Regions from separate parts of the Homo sapiens genome. Here region 2 is linked to region 1. Evidence: chromatin loops called from intact Hi-C (ENCODE). Cell type or tissue: heart left ventricle. All regions are shown on one strand. Each heading gives the region's core, and the rest is flanking DNA. Links, peaks and the distances in the headings are about the cores only. Region 1 overlaps HDAC11 (histone deacetylase 11). Region 2 holds the start of FBLN2 (fibulin 2).

Region 1 (5,368 bases), core at 191-5,190:
AAGTCCCGTGCATGCTCCTGGGTGGCTGCACCTGGCCCCTGCACCAGGTCAGGTCCAATCTGTGGAGGATACCAAGGAACCTCTTTGAGGTTCCCAAGTGTGTCCCATGCCACTGCAGTTTTGCAGAAGGTTAGTGTGTGTGACTTAAAAGGCAAAGAGGGCAGGCAGATCTTCTGACATCTGGGGGGAGCAAAGTTAGAATGGAATATTTGCTGCAGAACTTCTCAGAGCCTTTAGCATGCTAGGATGTGCTGCAAATCTCCAGGAGGCAGGCGGCATAAGCCATGCTTCCCAAACGACTTGCCGGTGGAAGCCTCCTTGAGGAGTGCTGTGCGAGACCCGTGGCTGTGGAGCACACGAGAGAATGCCTTTCTCGTGGTTTGTGTCCATGCTGGGCTCTCGGCTGCATTGTCTTCCAGTCTGTGTCCCCTGCTGGCTTCCCAGGGAGGGAGGGAGGCTGTGACTCCATGTGCTCCTTCAGCGGCTCGTTTGTTTGCTCATTCGTTCATGGAAAACCATGGTTCCATGCCAGCCACACGCGGGGCCTCTGCCGGGCAGTGGGATGAGTGTGGTGAACAAGAGGAGCTGATGACCTCAGGCAGGGACCTTCCTTTCTCTGGGTCTGTCCCGCAACATACACACACGCACACACGCACACGGACATACCTGTGCACACATGTATACACAAGACACATACACACACATACATACACTCATGGGTGTGTCCTGCAGCTGTCTGGCTGTGCTGGTCCCAGCTCTTACACTCCCACCCCTTCCCAGGCCCTGTGATGCCTCCATGTTACCGCCAGAGGGCCTGGGCTTGTGGAAGTGGTGCCCCGTGGGCACCTCTCCTTCCCGACCATGAGTGGGACCCTGCTCACTGCCTTCTCTACCAGAGTGAGGGAGTGATGCCAGCTTCCCCCGCCTTCAGCCGCCCTTGCCGGCCTGGGCTGGTGGCCATGGGCATTCCCCAGCAGTGTGGGCAGGCTGGGTGCCTGGCACCCCCAGGACTATGACAGAAGCCTCCCCTGGTGGCCAGGGCCTAAGCCATGAGGCCCCTGCTGGGGCCTGACTTAGGGTGTGTCCTGCCTTTTGTCCGGCCCTGAGTGGCCTGGCTACAGCACCTCTTGGCCCTCTGAGGTTCGTCACCCCTCTGCCATCACACCCATCCCTGGCCACCCTCTCCCTGCCTGCTGCCTGCTGTCTGTCATTGAACATGCTCGTGTTTCTCCCATCCTAAAACTCCTCCTCCTGGTTGGTGAACGCAATGGCCACACTTCCCACTTTCCTCTCATGGAATGTCTGCAGCTTGGTGCCTCCCTCCACCTGCTCCTTCCAGCCACCCTCTCTCCACCTGGCCTCCTGAGCACTGCACCTTAGGTCTTTCCACATCTCACCCTGTCCCAGGGAAGCCCTTGATCGTCCCCAGGGGTTCTCTCTCTGGGCCTTGCCCTTCAGCATGGGAAGCCTGCAGTCCCAACCCAGCCCTTCACCTCCCACTCTCCCACCCCTGTTCTGAGCTCCAGTCTCACTTAAACCTCAGCTGTCTCACCTGGCTGCCCCAGGGGCTGACTTGGCCCATAGAGAGCAGAACCTAGTGCCGCCTCTGTACCCTGCTTCAGGTTCACCTCCAAGTGCCATTACCCTCACAGGCCCCAGACCCGACACCTGGGCCCTCTACCCCTTGTCCCTGCATGCTGCCTGCTAATACCTGCTCCTCTTACCACCCCAGACCCTTCTTATCTCATGCTTCCTCTCTAGGGCTGCTACTTCTCTATTCCTGTTCCCCTAATTGGTTCTCCTTGCTGCAGCTAGTGCAGCTTGGGACAGCACCATCTATGGTTCCCTACTGCCCTGACGACAATGTGTGAGCCTGTGCTAGGAGACCAGGCCCTGTGTGATAAGCTCAGCCTGCCCTGTTCCAGCTGCACCCACCTTCTCTAGATCATGGACTCACTTCTCTGCCCACAGATACCTTTTTCCCTTGACCTCTGCATCTGGATAACTCCTATTCACTCTTCACCTCCTGCAAATGCCATCACCCCCAGAAAGCCTCTCTAATAACCCCCACCCAGTTCTCCTCTTCATCACCACACTCATCACACTGCAAATAAGTGTCTGCAAGTGTCCTGGCATGAGAATGGGCCCTCCAGTGCCCACCTGGGGCACCTAGCAGGCACTTAGTAAATATTTACAAAGTGAGTGGCTCTGCCTCGCGTGGGTGGGGAGCAGGGATGCGTTTTCAGCCAGGAGATGGCTTGGGGTTTGGGTTCAGCTGGGCAGCCAGTGCCATGGATATTTACCTGGTGCACTTGGAGGTCACAGGGCACACTCTGTCCTGATCTTAGTGCAGATACCTTTCAGGTACCGTAGACCCCCCCAGCCTCAGCAGCTGGAGATGAGGGCAGTGCATCCCTTTTGCCAGGAAGGTCCGATTCCCAATGGACAAAGAGGCAATGCAGTGCGAGGGAGCCAGAGGCCAGGGCTCCCGTCCCAGCTCTGTCAGTGACTCATTGTGTGGCCTTGGGAAGATCCTCGCTGCCTAGGCCTCAGTGTCCCCTTCTGTACAGTGGGTGGTCTAGACTAATTTGTTATCCCAAAGCAGTCCTAGACCTGCACTGCTGACTTGGAGCCCTCTGCACCTCCTGTTCTGGGCACAAGAGGGCAGCCAAGGGCCTCAGAACGCTGAGGAACCCTGGCCAACTAGCTTTAAGAAATGCATTGTGTAAACTGCTCTTTACTGAGCCCAGAGCTTGCCAGGAGCCTGGTAGGGTTGTGGCTCTGGCTCTCATTTCTACCAAAGGAAGTGTGCTTGACCAGGGAGTTCATCCAAGGGCACCTGGAAACTGTCCTCAAGGCATTTCCCGGGGAACCAATTTCTCACGGGTTGCCTCAGGGTGGGGAAGCGGAGGCCAACAGCCCCTGTCTTTTTCCGCAGTGGTCCTTTGCTGTTGCTACCATCACAGAAATCCCCCCCGTTATCTTCCTCCCCAACTTCCTTGTGCAGAGGAAGGTGCTGAGGCCCCTTCGGACCCAGACAGGAGGAACCATAATGGTAGGTGGGGTGGGGGGGCATGGCTGGGCTGGGGGCCCCCACACCCCAGGGTCCTTCTCACCTCCTTTGCCCTGGAATGCCCTCCTCCCACTTAGTAGTTGAACAGAATCCTAAATATTCCTCAAGGCTCGGCAACAATGACCCTTTCTCCAAAAGCCTTTTTTCCCCATCTTGGGACATCAGAATTCTCTTCTCATCGTTCCTTCTCCTATGACCTCCTATTTGTTACCGTAATTGCTAGTATATAATATACCTCTCCACCCACCAAAGCGGATATCCTAGCACTATGGCTTTAAGGCACACCCCCTCACCAGTTTTTTCTTTCTTTCTTTCTTTTTTTTTTTTGAGTAGAGTCTCGTTCTGTCGCCCAGGCTGGAGTGCAGTGGTGTGATCTTGGCTCACTGCAACCTCTGCCTCCTAGGTTCAAGCGATTCTCTTGCCTCAGGCTCCTGAGTAGCTGGGACTACAGGTGTTCGCCACCATGCCTGGCTAATTTTTGTATTTTTAGTAGAGACGGGGTTTTACCATGTTGGCCAGGCTGGTCTTGAACTCCTGACCTCAAATGATCCACTCACCTTGGCCTCCCAAAGTACTGGGATTACAGGCTTTGAGCCACCATGCCCAGCCCTAATGCACCCAAAATTAAGATGGAGAACTGATCCTCCATGACTTCAGTGATGAATAAGCCTCCACGTCTCCCCCACTGCGGGTGTGGCAACAAAGAATCCCCACAGCAAAATTAGGTTTCACATTGTGTGTGTGGTTTTTTTAAAAAAATGTGCCACACACTGCCTAGTTATTTGGAGATAGAGGAATGTTTCACATGCAAATGTATGAGGATCTAACCCAGCCCTGGATCACTACCTACTGATCCCCTACAGTTCTGTTATGTTTGTAAATTTGTACTTTTTCCTTTAGCTTAGTAGAATATTACTGCCCATCCCCAAAACTATGATTTCCTGGAAGATTTCAGTATTTAGTCTACTATATTTCTTTTTTTGCTTTTTTTTTTTTTTTTTTTGAGACAGAGTCTCACTCTGTCCTCCAGGCTGGAGTGCAGGGGTGTGACCTTGGCTCACTGCAACCTCTGCCTCCTGGGTTCAAGTGATTCTCCTGCCTCAGCCTCCCGAGTAGCTGGGATTACAGGCACACGCCACTCTGCCTGGCTAATTTTTGTATTTTTAGTAGAGACGGGGTTTCACCATGTTGGCGAGGCTGGTCTTGAACTCCTGACCTCAAGTGATCCGCCTGCCTCGGCCTCCCAAAGTGCTGGGATTACAGGCGTGAGCCACTGCGCCTGGCCCAGTCTACTGTATTTCTGTGAGCAAAACTTTGCCTATTTTCCCTTTGAAAGCCATATCAAAATTATTGTCAGCTCATATGTGATGGATGATAAGTACTTTTATTTTTTCCAGTTTCCTTGCACAATTTCAAAGGTGCTTATGCACTGTACATCTCATATGCCAGCCAAGCTGGCACTTACTTCCTGGACTGTTGCTTGGGGTAGGGAGTTCCTTCTATACCCCTGCCTTGTAGCTCAGCTCATCCTTCCCCCAGAGCTGGCTAGAAGCAGTGTTTATGGAATGAGTGCATGAATCAGTGAATGAATGACTGGTGGATCGGCTGCCTGCGCCCCCTCACCCTCTGCTTGTCTCCAAAGGCGGGGAAGCTGGCTGTGGAGCGAGGCTGGGCCATCAACGTGGGTGAGTGCTGGGAATGTCCTCGGGAATGTCCAGCCCGGCTTGGTGGAACTGGCCTGAAAGGGGGCTGGGGGAGGGCGGGAGGATCCTGGAGGTGGCAGCTGTGAATTCAGAAGCTCTGGTTTTCCCAAGTCACCCTAGCCTCCTTGTGGAGTGGCCTGGAGGTTGATGTGTAGCCTCCTAGGTACCTGGGAGAGACTGACCAGTGCCTCCATCTGACGTGGGATCCTTGTCTAAGGAGGTCCCCGGGTGGTTCCCCAGCCCCCTCTTTGCGTACTTCCGGTGGCAGGGAGCTTCCTCCCTTCCAGAGAGCGTGTGCCATCCTTGGGCAGCTCAGCATGGTCTGAAGCCTGCCTTGTGTCTTCCCTGAAGGACTCCACCTGTGTCCTGGGGCCCAGGACAGCCCACAGAGGCTTGGTCATGTTGGGTTGGGTGGGCACATCCTGGGTCAATACCACCACCTTCTCAAGGGTCCAGAGGGCCCGTGCTCCCCAGCCCCCTTGAATCTCCCACAAGATTGGCTCATGGGAGGGCTGCACGGGAGTCTCCCTTGTCCCTGTCATTGTCCCTCCTGGAGGCACAGCACTTGACAATTTACAAAGCTCTTTTTCAC
Region 2 (5,368 bases), core at 171-5,170, 50 kb after region 1:
TGGAGAGAGCCTAGACATCATAAAAAATGGAACCTCAATGGCAAACACCAGTGTTCAAAGGGGCCTGGGAAGTGCAGGTGCTGGACTTGGTGGGTAATGTTGTCTCAGTGAGATGAATTCCATTAGCCAAGGCTCTTGGGTGATAGAAGTGAGCACACCAAATCTCAGGTGCAAGAAACCCCAACTAAACCAACTCAAAAACAAAACCCCAACTCAAATTGGCTGAAGCCCCAAAGAGCATTTATTGACCCCTGTAACTGAAAGATCCAAGGGCAAGATGGCTTCAGGCTGAGCTATAACCAGGTGCTTAAACATCATACCATCAGAAAGCCTCTCTCTCCTTCCCCTCCTCCTCTCAGCCCTTACCTCTGAGCTGGTTTCATTCTCAGCAAGTTCCCCTAAGAGGTGGTCTCCAAGCTACTGGCTCACACCCCCAGCTGGGCAATAGGGCAGAAAGAGCGCTCCCTCCCCTGGCTCCAGGGCAGGCACAATCTGCCTTACATACAGATGCCCCTCACTAGGGCCACATACCCTTCCCTGAGCCAACCACCGTGGCTGGGGAGGGGATTCCCCAGTGGGCCACACCACATCAACCGAATGAACCACATCAACCCAGAACGGAGCCAAGAAGGCTCTGCAGAGGAGCCTCAGGGGCTGGCAGCTGGAGCAGGGGATGGGGATGGGCAGAAACCAAAGATGTAGACTGCACAGGTCTTCTTGGAAGGCTCTGAGTCATGAGCTTTGGTGGGAGACTAGAGAACACAGCTCGTCTATGACTTCTTAGTAGAGCATTTGAGCTCGATATTGAAGTGGGAGGGGTGGTTGTTAGTTGGGTGTAGGTTAGGCTGTTAGCTATAGCAAGGCTATAAAAGACTCATGTGAAGGTACAGGCCAGGTGTGGTGCTCCTCTGCTGCCCAGGGACTCCCTCCATGCAAATGTGACTCTCACCTGGTAATACAAAGTGGCTGTATCATCTTTTCCTTTAAGGCCATGAGCCAGAAATTGTCCACATTACTCTGCCCCAATTCAACAGCACGACATGTTTGTGGTCCCACCTGGCTGCCAGGGAGGGTGGGAGTGAAATCTTCAGCCAGAAAGCCATCTAAAATTTCTATAGTTATGTTTCTTACATGAATGGTGGGGGCCGATGAGGGTTTCTGCCACAGGGTAGGAAGGATGTGGGTAGGTGGAACAGCATTCACAGTGGGATGGACAGGCAGAGAGGTGGGGAAGTTCCTGGTGTAAGAGAAGAAATCAGCTTTTCATTGGGTGAGGAGTAGGGCTCTGGGATGTAAGGACGGGGTGTAGGTGGGTGAAAGGCTGGAGATGCAGTGGGGATCCAGACCAGAGAGAGCCTGAACTCGGCTCCCAGGAGTGACTGTGTCCGGCTCCCAGGAGTGACTGTGTGCCCACATGTCCATGCTCTGCTCATGCTACCTGCCAGCAGCTGCCCTCGGGCCTGGGCCTGGGGTGTATAGACTGGTGTGCAGTCCACTCTTGGGAGGAGGGAAGACGGAAAGAGACTTGTGCAGGCTTTGGGGGTCAGGGCCATTTAAGCAGGGACTTCCGGGCACTGGCATATGATCTGGAAAGGAGTAGGGGGTCATCAGGGACTCCTGGCGGGCACATCTCATTGTTCTCTTAGACTCTTCACTCTGGGGAGGGACAAAGCTGGAAGAGGAAGGCTAGAGGGAGGTACCCCAAGTGGTGTTTTTCAAATCTGGCAGCACATCTTACAACCTACTGGGGATTACAAAAAAAAAAAAAGTACTGATGCCCAACTCCACCCTCTGGAGACTGGGATTTAATTGTTCTGGAGTAGAGTCTAGACAGTGGTATTTCCAAAACAACAACAACAACAAAAAAAAAAAAACAAAAAAGAGAAATTCCCCAGGTGATTCAGATGCACTGCCAGGTCTGAGAAGCCTTGTTCTAAAGCCTGGGAGCGGGTGTGGTGTCCTGGGTCTTCGTTGGGCAGCAGGATGGCAGGTGGGGCTGTCCCCTGGGGGAGGTGGGCCTATGTCTAGATATCTTTCCTATCGTGTGGAATTCTTCCCCTCGAGGGTCTTGGGGGGCCTGGACACTGACTTTCCTAGTATCTCTTGCAACTGGGGACAGATGGGAGACCCACACTGCCCCCACTGTGGCTGCAGCTGCTGTCAAATGGGAGGTGGGAGAGATGACTAAGCAGGCTCAGGGCCGAACCCACTGCTGGGGAAGGAGAGGCACTGTGACCCTTGGAGGGAGCTGGGGAGAAGTCCTGGCGGGGAGTCCGGGGCCCACCATTCAAGGAGTGGGCAGCCCTCACGCTGTCTGCACCCAGGTGGGCAGCGAGATTTTGGGCCCTGTCACTGGGCCTTTCTCCCCGAAGCTTGGTTTCCAGGCACACTGTGATCACAAATTTCTTTTCTCATCCAAACAGCTCAAGTTAATGTTGTTTGTGATTAACAACAACAAACATTTAATGGAGGGCTTATGATATACCAGACACTGCTGTAAGCATCTTAACTTCAAAACAATCCTATAAGGCAGGAACTTCTTTATAGGCTAGGACACTGAGGCCAGAGGGTTGAAGCCACCTGCTGAAGGTCATACAGGGAGGATGTGGATTTAAATCAAAGCCATTGGGTCCCAGAACCCATGCTCCAACGTAGGCAGCCTCCCCAAGGCTACCCAGTGAGGATGCAGACCCAGGAAGCTCAGCAAGGCTTCTCTTCCCAATCCAGGCTGCACAGGTGGGACAAGTGAGCCTCATGCCTGCTGGCCCTGGCGCCTCAGTGCCCAGGGAGCTGGTGAGATTGTCACTGATGTAAATAACTTCGCTGCCCACTGTGATCATTCTGTCTAGGCCTTATCAGCCTGACTTCCTCCAACCATTTCTCAGCCAGGCCCTGGGCCCCAAATTCCTGGTGGGTGATGCGTGCTCTGTCTGCGATAACAGTCTTGGAAGGGCTCTGAAGGGACAGCCGCTTTGGCCGCATCTCCGGCTCAGATAACAGGACGGGAGAAGTGTCTCCACTTTATCTTGTGGAAGGCGGGCCAGGCCTTGGGCTCCCTGGGCTGCAGAGTGAGCTGCATCTGGCTCAGTGCCTCTCCTCCCAGGCCTGGGGAAGGGAGCCTCATTAGCAGCTGCCCAGGGTCTCTATCACCCCAGGCCACTGCCCCTCCTTCCCCCACAGGAGGAAGGATTCAATCTGTCATTTACTCATCAGATATTTACTGAGCACTCCCTTGGGTCAAGTCCCATCCAAAGTACAGATAATCCCTGACTTACGATGGTTCGATTTAGGATTTTTTGAATTTAGGATGTTGAGAAAGTGGTACACACCCAGGAGAAACCCTACTTGGAATCCCCAGGCAATCATTCTGTTTTTCACTTTCTGTGCAGTATTCAATGAGTTACATGAGATATTCAATGCTTCATTATAAAATAGGCTTTGTATTAGATGATTTTGCCCACCCGTAGGCTAGTAATGGAAGTGTTCTGAGCACATTTAAGGTAGGCTTGGCTGAGCTATGATGTTCTGTAGGTTAGGTGGATGAAATGCATTTTCAACTTACTATATTTTCGATTTACGATGGGTTTATGGGGACATGATCCCATTATAATCGAGGAGCATCTGTACTTTCGGTTTGGCTCATTTCGGTTCATTTGATCTTTCCAATAACATTATAAGATAGGCTTTGATGTCGTTATGTTCATTTTACAGTTGAGGAAATAAAGCCCAGAGAGGTGAAGTAACTTGCCCAAGGTCACACAGCTGGTGTGTGGTGACTTTCTTAATGACCAGGTGATCCTACCTATAGTCATTTATAAATGAATAAGAGAAATCAGCCAGTGACAAGTACTGTAATAACAGTGCGGCCGAGTCCCAGGGTGGAGAGTGGTAGTTGCTACCTCTGCTGGGGTCTCAGGGAGGGCTTCTCTGGGGGTGGTGGGATTTCAGCTGCATCTTAATGCAGGGATGAGTCAGCCACGGTGGATCTGGGGAAGAGCATCCCAGGCAGAGGGAACAGCAATGGCAAAGGCCCTGAGGGAACAGCAAGCACAGAGCTCCAATGGGGAAACGGGCCCAGAGGGAAGGCACCTGCCTGGGGTTAGACACAAGTTGGGGCAGGCCAGGCACAGGCTGCCAGCTCAGGCTTTGGCCCCTCCATCCGCTCCTGGCTTCTCTGTGGGTGGCCCCATCTAAGCCAATGGGCCCTTCCTGGCTCCACCTCCTCTCTGCTGTGCGGCCCTGGGCAGGCAGCTGCCCTGCCCTGTGCCTTTGCTCTTGGCTGCCTCACCCCTGTCCTGGGCTGCAGGGAGACCCCTGGGGGTGGGGGCAGGCACACTTTGGGCCCATGGCTGCTGCTCAGATGTGAGGTGGTGACCACCAGGCCATACGTCTCTGGACAGGGATGGGAGAGACTCAGAGAGACACAGAGACCAAGAGATAAAGTCAGAGGGAGATGCAGAGACCAAGAGGGACAAACCAAGGGAGACAGAGAGATGACATTAGATCAGAGATGGAGACCCCGAAAGAGACCCAGAAAGGGATCGGTGTGGGCTGGGGGAAGAGACACCCCGGGGGTCACACAGTGGTCACAGGCATCAGAGCTGGGCTGAGGAAAAGGACAAACTGAACCTGTTCCAAAGCTGGGGGCTCAGTACCGTCTGCCCAGGCACATGCAGCAGCAGTGGGGCTGCAGGCAGGCCCCCAGGGTAGGAAGCAAGGCGGGTGGGAGGCAGGGCCTGGCCTCTGGGCAGTTTTGTAGCCGGGCCCCTCAGGCCCTCACAATGTGCCCAAGGCTGCTGGGCCCATCTTCCAGGGGTGATCACTGAGGCTCAGGCTGGCTGAGGTGGCCGGACCCCAACCCCTGGCCCTGCCCTGTGGGCAGCAGTGCCAGGTCTGGCACTCAGAGGTTAGGCCGGGCGCAGGGAGGGTGCGGGCTCCGCAGCGAGCGCGCCGGGCGGCCTCTAGGAGCCGGGTCAGCGAGTCTGGGCTCTGAGCGAGCGGCGCCGGCCCGGCCCCCTCTCCGGCGGGCGGCCGAGACCCCGCCCCGGAGGCGGAGGCGGAGTCAGGGGAGGGGGCCGGGGGCCGGCTGGTCCCGCCTCTCGCGCCTCCGCCCCGCCCCGCGCGCACACAGCCAGGGGCCGCCCGGGCTCTCGACGCGCCGACGGCCGGGCGGACGGACGGACGGACGCCGAGCGCAGTGCCCCGCGGTGAGTGCACGCGGCCCCTCCCGCCCGGACTCATCCCCGTCGGTCCGCGCCTCGCAGCTCAGGACTCGGGGGCGCTCGGACGCACCGACGGCTCGGCGGACCCTCGGACGCGCCTCGCGGGCTGCCCGCGCCTCCACCCGCGCCGCCGGTCCGACCGGGTC

Evidence for each region. Peaks named below come from ENCODE experiments on the same cell type or tissue, not always from the same donor. Only the 100,000 strongest peaks of a DNase experiment are listed, where the experiment ranks them.
Region 2: it touches region 1 in a loop (2.7-fold over the local background); 10 of 110 quality-filtered maps call a loop at or near these places.

What each region holds. Positions count from the first base shown.
Region 1 is chr3:13,493,798-13,499,165 of GRCh38, forward strand. HDAC11 (histone deacetylase 11) reads left to right here. Exons shown (of 10, transcript NM_024827.4): 4 at 2,939-3,055; 5 at 4,716-4,758. Among named protein-coding and RNA genes, the nearest start is that of HDAC11, 16 kb to the left of the region's middle. In heart left ventricle, for the core only: CTCF peaks have their summits at 799 and 2,651 (motif pointing right); DNase peaks (open chromatin) are centred at 894 and 2,614.
Region 2 is chr3:13,544,002-13,549,369 of GRCh38, forward strand. It overlaps FBLN2 (fibulin 2), which reads left to right and starts at 5,124. Exons shown (of 18, transcript NM_001004019.2): 1 at 5,124-5,207. In heart left ventricle, for the core only: no CTCF peak of the experiment used is centred there; DNase peaks (open chromatin) are centred at 2,950, 4,210 and 5,090; H3K4me3 peaks cover 694 bases; H3K27ac peaks cover 1,849 bases; H3K27me3 peaks cover 1,043 bases.